Regions from separate parts of the Homo sapiens genome. Here region 1 is linked to region 2. Evidence: read pairs that join two places in POLR2A ChIA-PET (ENCODE). Cell type or tissue: GM12878. All regions are shown on one strand. Each heading gives the region's core, and the rest is flanking DNA. Links, peaks and the distances in the headings are about the cores only.

Region 1 (5,104 bases), core at 520-4,519, 280 kb before region 2:
TATATGTCGAAAATTACAGAAGTAGTTAAAGGTAGAACTCATGGGATGCAAAGGTGTATATGAGAAAGAATTGAGAGGAACCATTTGAAAGGGCTGCAGCATACAAACGAGAGACCATAAGCTCCCGCAGAATTAGCACAATGTGATACTAGTCCCCAAAGGCTTACAAAAGTTAAGTATGGGCCTTCTGTGCTTCCAGTAGCGGTCCAGAGAGGACTGCCAATAGACCCTTGTCAGCACGATTCTCATCAATTATCCAGCACAAGTGACGAACATCTTACCATGAGTGGGTAACAGTCAGGATGCTCAGAAGCCCCCCTGAAATGCAGGGAAGGGCATGCGTACCTGGTGGTGATGATGGTGGCTTGAAGGGAAAGCTCCTGCCTGCACCAAGCTGGGATGATAAAAGCCATCTGGAAATTCCCCAGTTCTTCCTGTTCCCCAGGAAGTCAAATCATGCCTGACACAGAGGCAGGATGTTTAATATGCACTTTGTTACATGGACAGCATTTATCTAAGTCTGTGCTAAGTATTTTGCATTAAAACTTATTTTTTGTCTTAAAATTTTACTTAAATACCCCAAAATTGAAAACACATTTTCACACAAATGCTTGTATATATTAACATATTATCATGGCAGCATATTTCCTAATAGCCAAAAAATGGAAACAACCCAAATGACCATCAACTAATGAACGGATAAACAAAATATAGTATATCCTCCATACAATGGAATATTATACAGCAATAAAAAGGAGTGAAGTACTGATTCATGCTATAGCATGGATGAACCTTGAAAACACCAAGCTAAATGAAATAAAGCAGGGCAAAATGACTCATTATGCATAATTATTGCATAAATCCATTTATGAGAAATGTCCAGAAAAGGCAAACTCGTAGAGACAGAAAGATTAGTGGTTGCCAAAAGCTGGAGAAGGGAAATGGGGAGTGACTACTAATGGGAATGGGATTTCTTTTGGGGGTAATACAAATATTCTGAAATTAGTAGTGATAGTTGCATGACTTGTGATTATACTGAAAATCCACATTAAAAGGTTGTGGCACATTATATTTTAATTAAAAATCAATTTATAATATTTAGTTTTCATTGAATGTAAAAATATTTGTACTACCTAAACTTGAACCTTGTGGATCTGATATTGAAAGTTTCAAATAAAAGGCAGTCTTGATACTGCACAAACTGTGTCTATCTCAAACAAGAAAAAAATGAGTGCTTCAAAATGAAAATGAAAATCACAGACTTTATTTGCTTAAAAAACAAAGGAAGTGAGCTATTTAGGATGAAACAATTGAATTTTGGAGAAGCCTGCTTCACTAGTCCTCAAAGTACACTGATCATATTGTTTTTCACTTTGAAAGAAATATTATTTTTTTCAGATTATAACACAGTAAAGATAAACTTTAGGAATGGACTAAATGCTGTCTTTGATCATCAACATTATTTCGAATATTAGGCTCACGATTTCTAAAAAGTCATGAAAACATCATTCTCATGAAAAAATTTTGGTGAAGCATAACTTATTTTAAAAAGTAAAACATGATCTTGATATAGTTTATTCTCAACATAAAAATGTTTTTTTTTGCATTGTGCTATGAAAAATAACACATGCAAATTAAATGTTGATCATTGACTCAACTAACTGATCAGTGTGATTATTTTTTCTGTCTTCATTAATATAATTGAAGTATGCATTATACCTCATGAGCTCTCCTTAATATCCTGTCAATAAATTACACTTTCAAAAGTGTTCTGTGGTCAAGCAAGTTTGGGAAATGCTGCTGTGGCATAGTTCTTTGCACACGTTTACACCAGAAGGCTTTCCCGGCAGTATGTTAGATTGCTAAAGGAATTTATAATCCCCAAATTTCAATTGCTTATTTTTAAAAAGAGCTCACTTTCCATATCTCAGGTGGGTCAGCACCTCAGCTTACAGTCAGCGTGACAGCAGTTCAGTCTCTACATTCGCTTCAGTGATTTCCTTGGAGGGCATTGCAGTGTTGTGCGTTGGCAACTAAATGCACTGCCCAGAAGCAGTATGCCTCTTCCACTCACATGTCATTAGCCAAGGCAAATTATATGACCACACCTAATTTCAAAGGGGACAGGGACATGCAATCCTACTGTGTTCCTGGAAGGAAGATAGCCCAACTAGTGAATGGCCCTAATGTCTATCCTCTAGTTTAGCCATTGTCCAATGGAACTATAATGAGAGTCACAAAAGTAATTTCCAACTTACTAGTATCACTATTAAAATTGTGAAAAAGAAGCAGTTAAGATAATTTTAATAGTCCATTTTATTGAAATGAATTATGGAAAATAACACATAGCCATACTAAAATTATTTAGATATTTTATTCCTTTTTCTCTACTAAGTCTTTGAAATCTGTTGTGTATTTTATGCTTACAGCATATCTCAGTTTCTACTGGCCATATTTCAGGTGCTCAATAGCCACGTGTGGCCAGTGGCTACCATATTGATAGTGCAGCCCCAGTGCTTATGGTTTGGGAACATAGCCCTAAACATGACCACAACTATGAAATTTCCTTAAAGAGACATATTTTAATTTAAAAAATTATCATATATATTTTAGTATAAAATGACATTTTAATGATTTTTTTACTACCTAAACATTGCTCTGGGAAAAGGTTGTGTTAACCCTATGGCTCTGCTTCTAATAGCATATTACCTTGAACCTCACAAAGACTGGACTAGGACCTGCAGACTTCTGTTCAGTTCCAGATTATTTGGAGGTAAGTCATGTGGACTTGCTGAACCTCAGTTTCCTCATCTATAAGATGGCATGCTTAGATGATATAATCTCTAAAGTGCCTTTTAAATTCTCAAATTCTAAGAGTCTCATTAGAATGGCTTTCCCCTAATCATGACTAGGGCTGAGTTTTCTTGTTTGTTTGTTTGTTTTGTTTTAAGAAAAAAAATGGCCTGTTGCACAGTGGCCTATAGAGTAACCTGTGTGGGGCCACTTTTTTTCCAAACAGGAGAATTGCTATGCCCTACCCCAAGAGCTAGCCATCTAAATTCCATCATTACTGGGCACCCATTGGGAAAAGGGGGTCTCTCAAGTTGAGAGACACAGACAGCTTCTAAGATGCTGTCCTGAGCATGTCCCTTAGAAAGAGTAGCCTTAAATCAAGATTTGTTGGCCGTGGGTGCCTATAAATGGAGGTTGGATAAACTTCTAGCATTGCCACTGGAATTTCCCTGGGCATTTCACCTCAATGTGCGGGGGATAATGTCCAGTGCCTAAATGATTAATGATCCACAGGGTATTTCAGAGGCCAGGGTAAGATTGGAGCAGTAAAGAGGGAGGGGAGTGAGAACATCTTGCTCTCACCCCATGGTCAGTGAACTAGTTGGTTGAGGACAAATGCTAGCGCCTGGGGATAGGATCTCACTTTGGTGACTTTGGGGATGCTGGCTCCCCTTTGGATGGATTTCACACAGGGAGACGTTGGCTTGGCTTGAAAAGGCCTAAGGGCACAGCCTCTGCACACTCCTAAGGAGCTGCCCAGGCTTTCTTCAGACATGGATGCCTCAGGCACTTGCCTTTTCTCCTGAAGATTTTTAAAGCAACAGCAGTGGAAATGGAAGTGTCTTCCTGTGGCCTGATCTGAATTCACTCACAAAGCAAATTTCAGTTCCTCTACTTATTTGAAATCTCCTCACAGACAAGGCACCAGGGTTAATTAGTAGAGTTCATTTACTGTCAACCGAACACTTGGGAATAAGGAATTTAGAACCAGGTCACTAGGTGAGTGTAATTCACTATGAGTGTGCAGGGCAAAGTGGTTTATTTAGAGGTATTAATAATGGCTTTTTGTCTTATATAGATTGAATATGTACAGTATTTTCTACTCTCTTTCTTCAAACTCATGTAAAAAATACATTGAGTGTTTTTATGAGAATCTTGGGCTGGGCGTGGTGGCTCACGCCTGTAATCTCAGCACTTTAGGAGGCCGAGGCAGGTGGATCACAATGTCAGGAGATCAAGACCATCTTGGCTAACATGGTGAAACCCCATCTCAACTAAAAATACAAAAAATTAGCTGGGCATGGTGACGTGTACCTGTAGTCCCAGCTACTTGGGAGACTGAGGCAGGAGAATCTCTTGAACCTGGAAGGTGGAGGTTGCAGTGAGCTATCGTGCCACTGCACTCCAGCCTGGGTGGCAGAGCGAGACGTCATCTCAAAAAAAAAAAAAAAAAAAGAGAATCTCTAATTTAAGCTGTTGAGCTCCTGTGTAGTTCAAGGAGGTGATAAATTCCTGCTTAAATAATATTAAGATTCCAGAATCTGAGCTAGGATATTGATTTTTGAAACTTTATGCCAGAACTCTGTGACCTTCAACATTTTTCTTACCCCTTTGGGCATAGATTTATACCCAGGCCTTAAGAAATGGCTCTCATGTCCTAAAGAAAAGTGATAAAGAGGACAAAAGAGTGTGCAGTTCAGCTTTCATTCAACTGAGACATCTTATCAGTAAATTCCTACATTCTTGGATCAATTTCTGGTGAGCAGGACAAAATGAAATATGTAATGTGAGTTCAGATGAGGTGAAGTGAGGCTGTTTACTTGACAAAATACCTGTGTTTTTGTTCTGTTACAGCTGGGTATTTATTTCTGACTCTATGTGCCAAACAATGTAATTGAGCAGGCTGGTACGAGGTTGAACATTTGCTGCATGGGGACCAGTTCTCATTCTTGTTCCAACATTCTTGAAAAACCTTATGTAGTGGATATGCCAGGACTGCCTCAAAGAGAAAACAGGCTGAGGTCACTGAGGGTTATTTCTACCACCTTCTCCAGCCTCAGCCCTGGGCTCACAGGCCTGGACCCTCTTGGTTTGGGTGCCTCCTCAGATCATTATGGGCTCCCAACTCCTGTCTTTGTCATCTGTTCTTCTCTAATTTCAGCCACTTCCCACCTTTCACGTCCTGAGGTGCCCTGAACATGCTCTGCACTTCCTAACACTCATGCCATCATTCTTGATGTTCTCTCTGATTGAAATCATCTTCCACCCTCTCTTCACTTGCTTGCTAGATGAACCTCTACTCATTCCTCAA
Region 2 (5,104 bases), core at 635-4,634:
TAACTGATATAATATTTCTCTGGAGTCCTATTTCTGTTCAGCAAAAGCCAGAGAGATATCAAAAATAATTCTGTCTTTTTTGGTTTAAAACAACCTCCATTAGCTTAAACGCCATCTTTTTTGAATAATTCAGAAATTTAAAGATCGGGATGGTTTCTTCCTACGTTAAAGGCTCTTCCCTTCCCATTCCTAGGAAACAATATTGGTCTGACTGATTACCATTATTGTTATTTGGCTATGGCCCACTATGATCACATCACACACACAGATTCTGCCTTCTGTCACCTTACCAAGATGAACTCGCCTGGATCCTGCCCAAAGCTGATCTCTCCATCCACACAAAAGATCTCAATCCTTCTTCCCTCCTCAGCTAATTCATAAGCAGCTCTCCCCACCTCTCCTGTAGCACCAGTTTTCACTCTCTACTGGATTATTCCCATCAGCATCAAACATTCTGAGATTTCTTTCATATTTTCTTGTTGCAACTTCTCCTGCTGGCTACTGCACAATTTCTTTGCCCCCTTTGCAGCAAAAACAATTTGAAGAGTTGTCAGTGCTCACTGTCTTCAATTCCTTGCTCCTGTTTTTTTTTAAAGCTGCTCCCTTCAGGTCCTCACTGTCACTTTTCTCCAAAGCCACTCTTGTCAAGGTCACCAATACCCTCCAAGTTCCTAAATCCCTCAAGTCAGTTTGCAGTCCTCCCCTTACTTCACCCGTCAGTAGTGTTTGGCATGGCTGATCATTCCCCTTCTTGGCACACTTACTTCGCTTGGCTTCCAGGGCTCCCTACTCTCCCAGTTCTCCTCCTGTCTCACGCATCAGTCTTTTCAGTCCCCTTTTCTGTTTGCTTCTCTTCTGTTTGCTTGCAGCATTGGAGTGATCCCAGCCTTCTTTCTATCTGTTCACACTATCCTGATATTCTCATCCCGTCTTGTGGCTTTAAGTGTCATTTATATGCCAACCACTCCCAAATATACATCTCTACCCCGACTCTCTTCTATGATCCAAGCATATATGTCCTACTAGATTTTTCCACTATATCCTACTAGATCTTTCACTTTTCATATCTGAAACACAACCCCCCCTTTTCCCCACCCAGCCTGCTCCATCTGTAGCCTTCTTTCTTAGTTTGATAATATCCTTTCAGTTGCTCAGGCCTTGGAGTCATCCTTGACTCCTTTCTTATCTCATGTACTACATCAAGTCTATCAACAAACACTTTGGTTTTATCTTCGAGATATAACTAGTGATAGTGTGCTGTAAGTATTATTCCCAATGTAGAATTTGTAATGGGGCCAGGCACGGTGGCTCACCCTGTAATCCCAGCACTTTGGGAGGCGAAGGTGGGTGGATCACTTGAGGCCAGGAGTTCGAGACCAACCTGGCCAACATGGTGAAACCCCATCTCAACCCAAAATACAAAAATTAGCTGGGCGTGGTGGCATGTGCCTATAATCCCAGCTACTCCGGAGGCTGAGGCAGGAGAATCACTTGAACCCGGGGGGCGGAGGTTGTAGTGAGCCGAGATAGCGCCACTGTATTCCAGCCTGGGCCACAGAGCAAGACTCTGTCTCAAAAAAAAAAAAAAAAAAAAAGTAATGAGCACAGCTCTGATTTGAATACAGGTCTGTCAGGCTCCAAAGTTTTCTCCATAGTTTTGCATTAATATATTCTTAATTTTATATTTGCAAAGTTATTTTTATTTTAATATCATAGCTTAGTGGGAGAGTAGGGACACTATTTAAAACTAAGGAGCAGACAAAGAATACTCCAGAGTATCTTTAGAATTTACTTAGTTTGTCTCCCTAGTTCTAGGAAATCTGAATCTAACTCATATATTAGATTATATTTTCTTTGGAACAAACCCAGATCTTTAAGAAAGAGGAGTTCAGTGCCTCCTTTCCCAATTAGCTAATCATCTATAAGCTTCACTTTTGTCATACAAAGGTGCTGGACTCCCAGAGTTCATGCAGTCACAACTCAAATGGTGAAGAGGAAACCTGAACTGTCTCTAGTTATTTTTAGGTGTTCCTGATAATCAATTTTCATGCAAAATACAAATGATCATTTATTTGTCCCTTTGTTTTCATGAATACAGGCTGAGCATCTGTAATTCAAATATCCAAAATGTTCCAAAATCTGAAACTTTTTGGGTACCAACATGATACCACAAGTGGAAAATTCCATACCCTAACAGCACCTTTGCTTTCAGTGTACATAAACTTTGTTTCGTACACAAAATTATTAACAATATTGTATAAAATTACCTTCAGGCTATATGTATAAGATGTATATGAAACATAAATGAATTTCTTGTATAGACTTGGATTCTATCCCTAAGATGTCTCATTAGGTATATGCAAATATTCCAAAATCCCAAAAAAATCTGAAACGCTTCTGGTTCCAAGCATTCCAGAGAAGGGATACTTAATATGTAGTAGTATATGGATGCCTTGCCTCATAGTCACCCTCCCCAGTGGTTTAATGCAACCATTAAATTATTTTTGTTTTAAAATATTTGATCTGGGTTTGAATTTATGGAAATACTTCACGTCAGTTTTTTTTTTTAAATAGCCAAATAGTGTTTCAAAATTTTATCAAGATTGTGATTGGTCTTTAACCTTAGAAGCAAAACTGACATGGAAGGATGAAACAAGTAGGTAGAATGGTGAATTTTGGTATTCATGTGTTTGGACATCTGTGTCCTTATCAAAAGAAAGAATGTATATAGTTGGACAAAATTGAAGGTCCATGTGGTATATTTAGAAAATATTACTTGTTAGTGGTTTAACATGTGTATAGTGGTTTTACTTCAAGCACTTTCAAAGATTTGAGTTTGTTTCTGCCCTTGTAACACTTCAACAGTCATATTAGTTTGCTTTACCATTTTTCTTTGAAGGGAACTGAGACTGATTCAGTTGTGCAAGGTGATGAGCAACATTGCTCAAAAAGCCAGAAATAGATTTGTGGGCTTCTGACTGTGAGACCAGGTGCTCTCTCCACTGAATTATTCTGCTTTCTTTGACTGTTTTCTTTGCTTTAAAAAATATTAATGCACAATTCTGAATTGCTGTTGACTGTGAGATAAATTCATGTTAGATCTATAAATAATGCACTTTCCAACCAAACCAGCCAATGGAACAAAACGCTTTTTGAGACATTGGTGTTGGAAGATGGCCTCCTCCCACCAGCTGACTGTATTCTCATCATCCCCCACATCTGTCCCATTGTTTCTGATGCTGGTACCAGGCTCCTGTCTCCAACACATGCTTAGATAATTACAAGAATTAACCTCCCTTCCTTCTGTTCTTCTCCCTTTCCCCCAAATCCTTTTTCACAGTTTCCAGATTAGTTCTCCTACAGCACTACTTTGTGAAATTCTCTCAACATGTTCTATGATACCCTTTGCTCTGAGGCTGAAGCCCTAACCTTCCTCTTGGTTTCCAGGACCTCCCATGTATCATCAGTACTACTCTAGCATCTTCTTCTGCTTCTCACCAACCTCCGTCTTGGCCAGACTGGGCCTCGCAAACTGACATTACTTCACCTCTCTTGTAGTCTTGTAATCTGTACCCTATTCCAGAATTACTCTCCCTCTCCTTTTGGTTAGCAAGCCCAGCTTTCCTCTAGGGACTTTTCTTACCCATTCGCTGGAAATTTGGTTGTAGGTGTGCCCTGTATCTTTTATCTAGTAAGACTCTTCTGTGGGTTTACTAATTTTCATTTAGAAAGAGGATCACTACCTAATGATGTAAGGTGTGGTGTAAAATTTTTCTCAATTATATTTTCAGATTATTGCTGGGATTCTGTTATGATTAGTAAGCAAACGAATTAATATTTTAATGGTTGACTGCCTTCTGATATGTTTACCTCAAATTATATCATTTTAAATTATAGATTTAAATTTTAAGAAAAACAAATATTTACATTTAGTCAAAGATTTTGTGAAATGACCTTGTTTTGAGAAAGAGAAATGAAGTCCAATTACTGAATAGAATATGAATATATAAATATATTTATGTATGTGTATATATGTAAAAAATAGCTGTCATGTAGTCATTATTTTTGTGACAGTGTATTGCTAAAAAGATCTTCATAATAATTTTGAATAGAACACTGGGGGTGCTAGATTTAGAAATTAATGATTTTATGGAAGAAAGATCTGCCTGTAAATTTTGCTCCTATTATGAATAAAAGGGAGACCCTTATTTCAGATTATCGAAATACAGGGACTGTAGCATTAATGTAACACCCACTATAATGTGTTTCTTTTAAAAATGTTTTCTTCAACACCCTGTGATATATGACTTGCCAGATTCTCTGATCCTGGGGCCCTTTAGCAGCCATGCTATGTGTTGTCATAATGTTTTAAATTTGTGGCTCTAAAATGCAATTCAGTTGTGTTTAGCCAGTGTTGATCTTTTTCTTTCTTCTTAATTTGGGACTTTCAGTGTATGCCATTACTTATGAGAAGTGCTTTAGTTATGAGTTGTGGAGAGAGAAAGTAGTTGGAGAGAAAATTAAGGTAACTCTAACATAGATCTTAATATAGTCTATAAAGTTTTCATGAGGATAATACAGTGAGTTTTATATGTGGAGAAATATATAGAACAGTGAGTGGAGGAATTAGGGAGCAACATATTCAATTTAATTGTCTTAAACACTAATATGATCTAAGAGAAAGATCATAAGAAAGTTGTCAAGTTTTCTAAAAGAAAGAAAGTTTTCAAAAGATGTATTTCTCAAATTCATCTGTCATTAAAATTAGTATGTTGAATTGGATTCTCAGCTTATAAATTAAAATATAAGTGTTCTTACATGATAAACTGAATTTAAATTTCCAGGTTTTTTTTTTTCTCTTGGTGGTCCAATTTCATTGTATTAAAATATGTAGGTATCTATCTTTTTGCGTAGATTTGGTAAACTTTGGTTTTCATGAAGTTAAAATGAATGATTAAAAATTTGTATAGAATTTGTTAGCGTCTTCTTGTTACAGGATTTAGGGGGTATGTGTGATTTAAAGATTAATTCATAAAATATTTCTTTATTTATTTTATGTATTTTTTATTGTTTTTAGAGACAGGGTCTCACTCTGTCACCCAGG

Evidence for each region. ChIA-PET counts read pairs that join two places held together with the same protein. Peaks named below come from ENCODE experiments on the same cell type or tissue, not always from the same donor. Only the 100,000 strongest peaks of a DNase experiment are listed, where the experiment ranks them.
Region 1: POLR2A ChIA-PET joins it to region 2 with 5 read pairs; 2 of 35 experiments call an interaction of 5 or more read pairs at or near these places.

The regions. Positions count from the first base shown.
Region 1 is chr3:16,628,909-16,634,012 of GRCh38, forward strand. No RefSeq gene overlaps it. Among named protein-coding and RNA genes, the nearest start is that of DAZL, 26 kb to the left of the region's middle. In GM12878, for the core only: no CTCF peak of the experiment used is centred there; no DNase peak of the experiment used is centred there.
Region 2 is chr3:16,909,679-16,914,782 of GRCh38, forward strand. The region is part of intron 1 of PLCL2 (phospholipase C like 2); the gene reads left to right. Among named protein-coding and RNA genes, the nearest start is that of MIR3714, 21 kb to the right of the region's middle. RefSeq lists an enhancer at 2,946-3,175. In GM12878, for the core only: no CTCF peak of the experiment used is centred there; a DNase peak (open chromatin) is centred at 2,913; H3K4me3 peaks cover 1,327 bases; H3K27ac peaks cover 3,499 bases.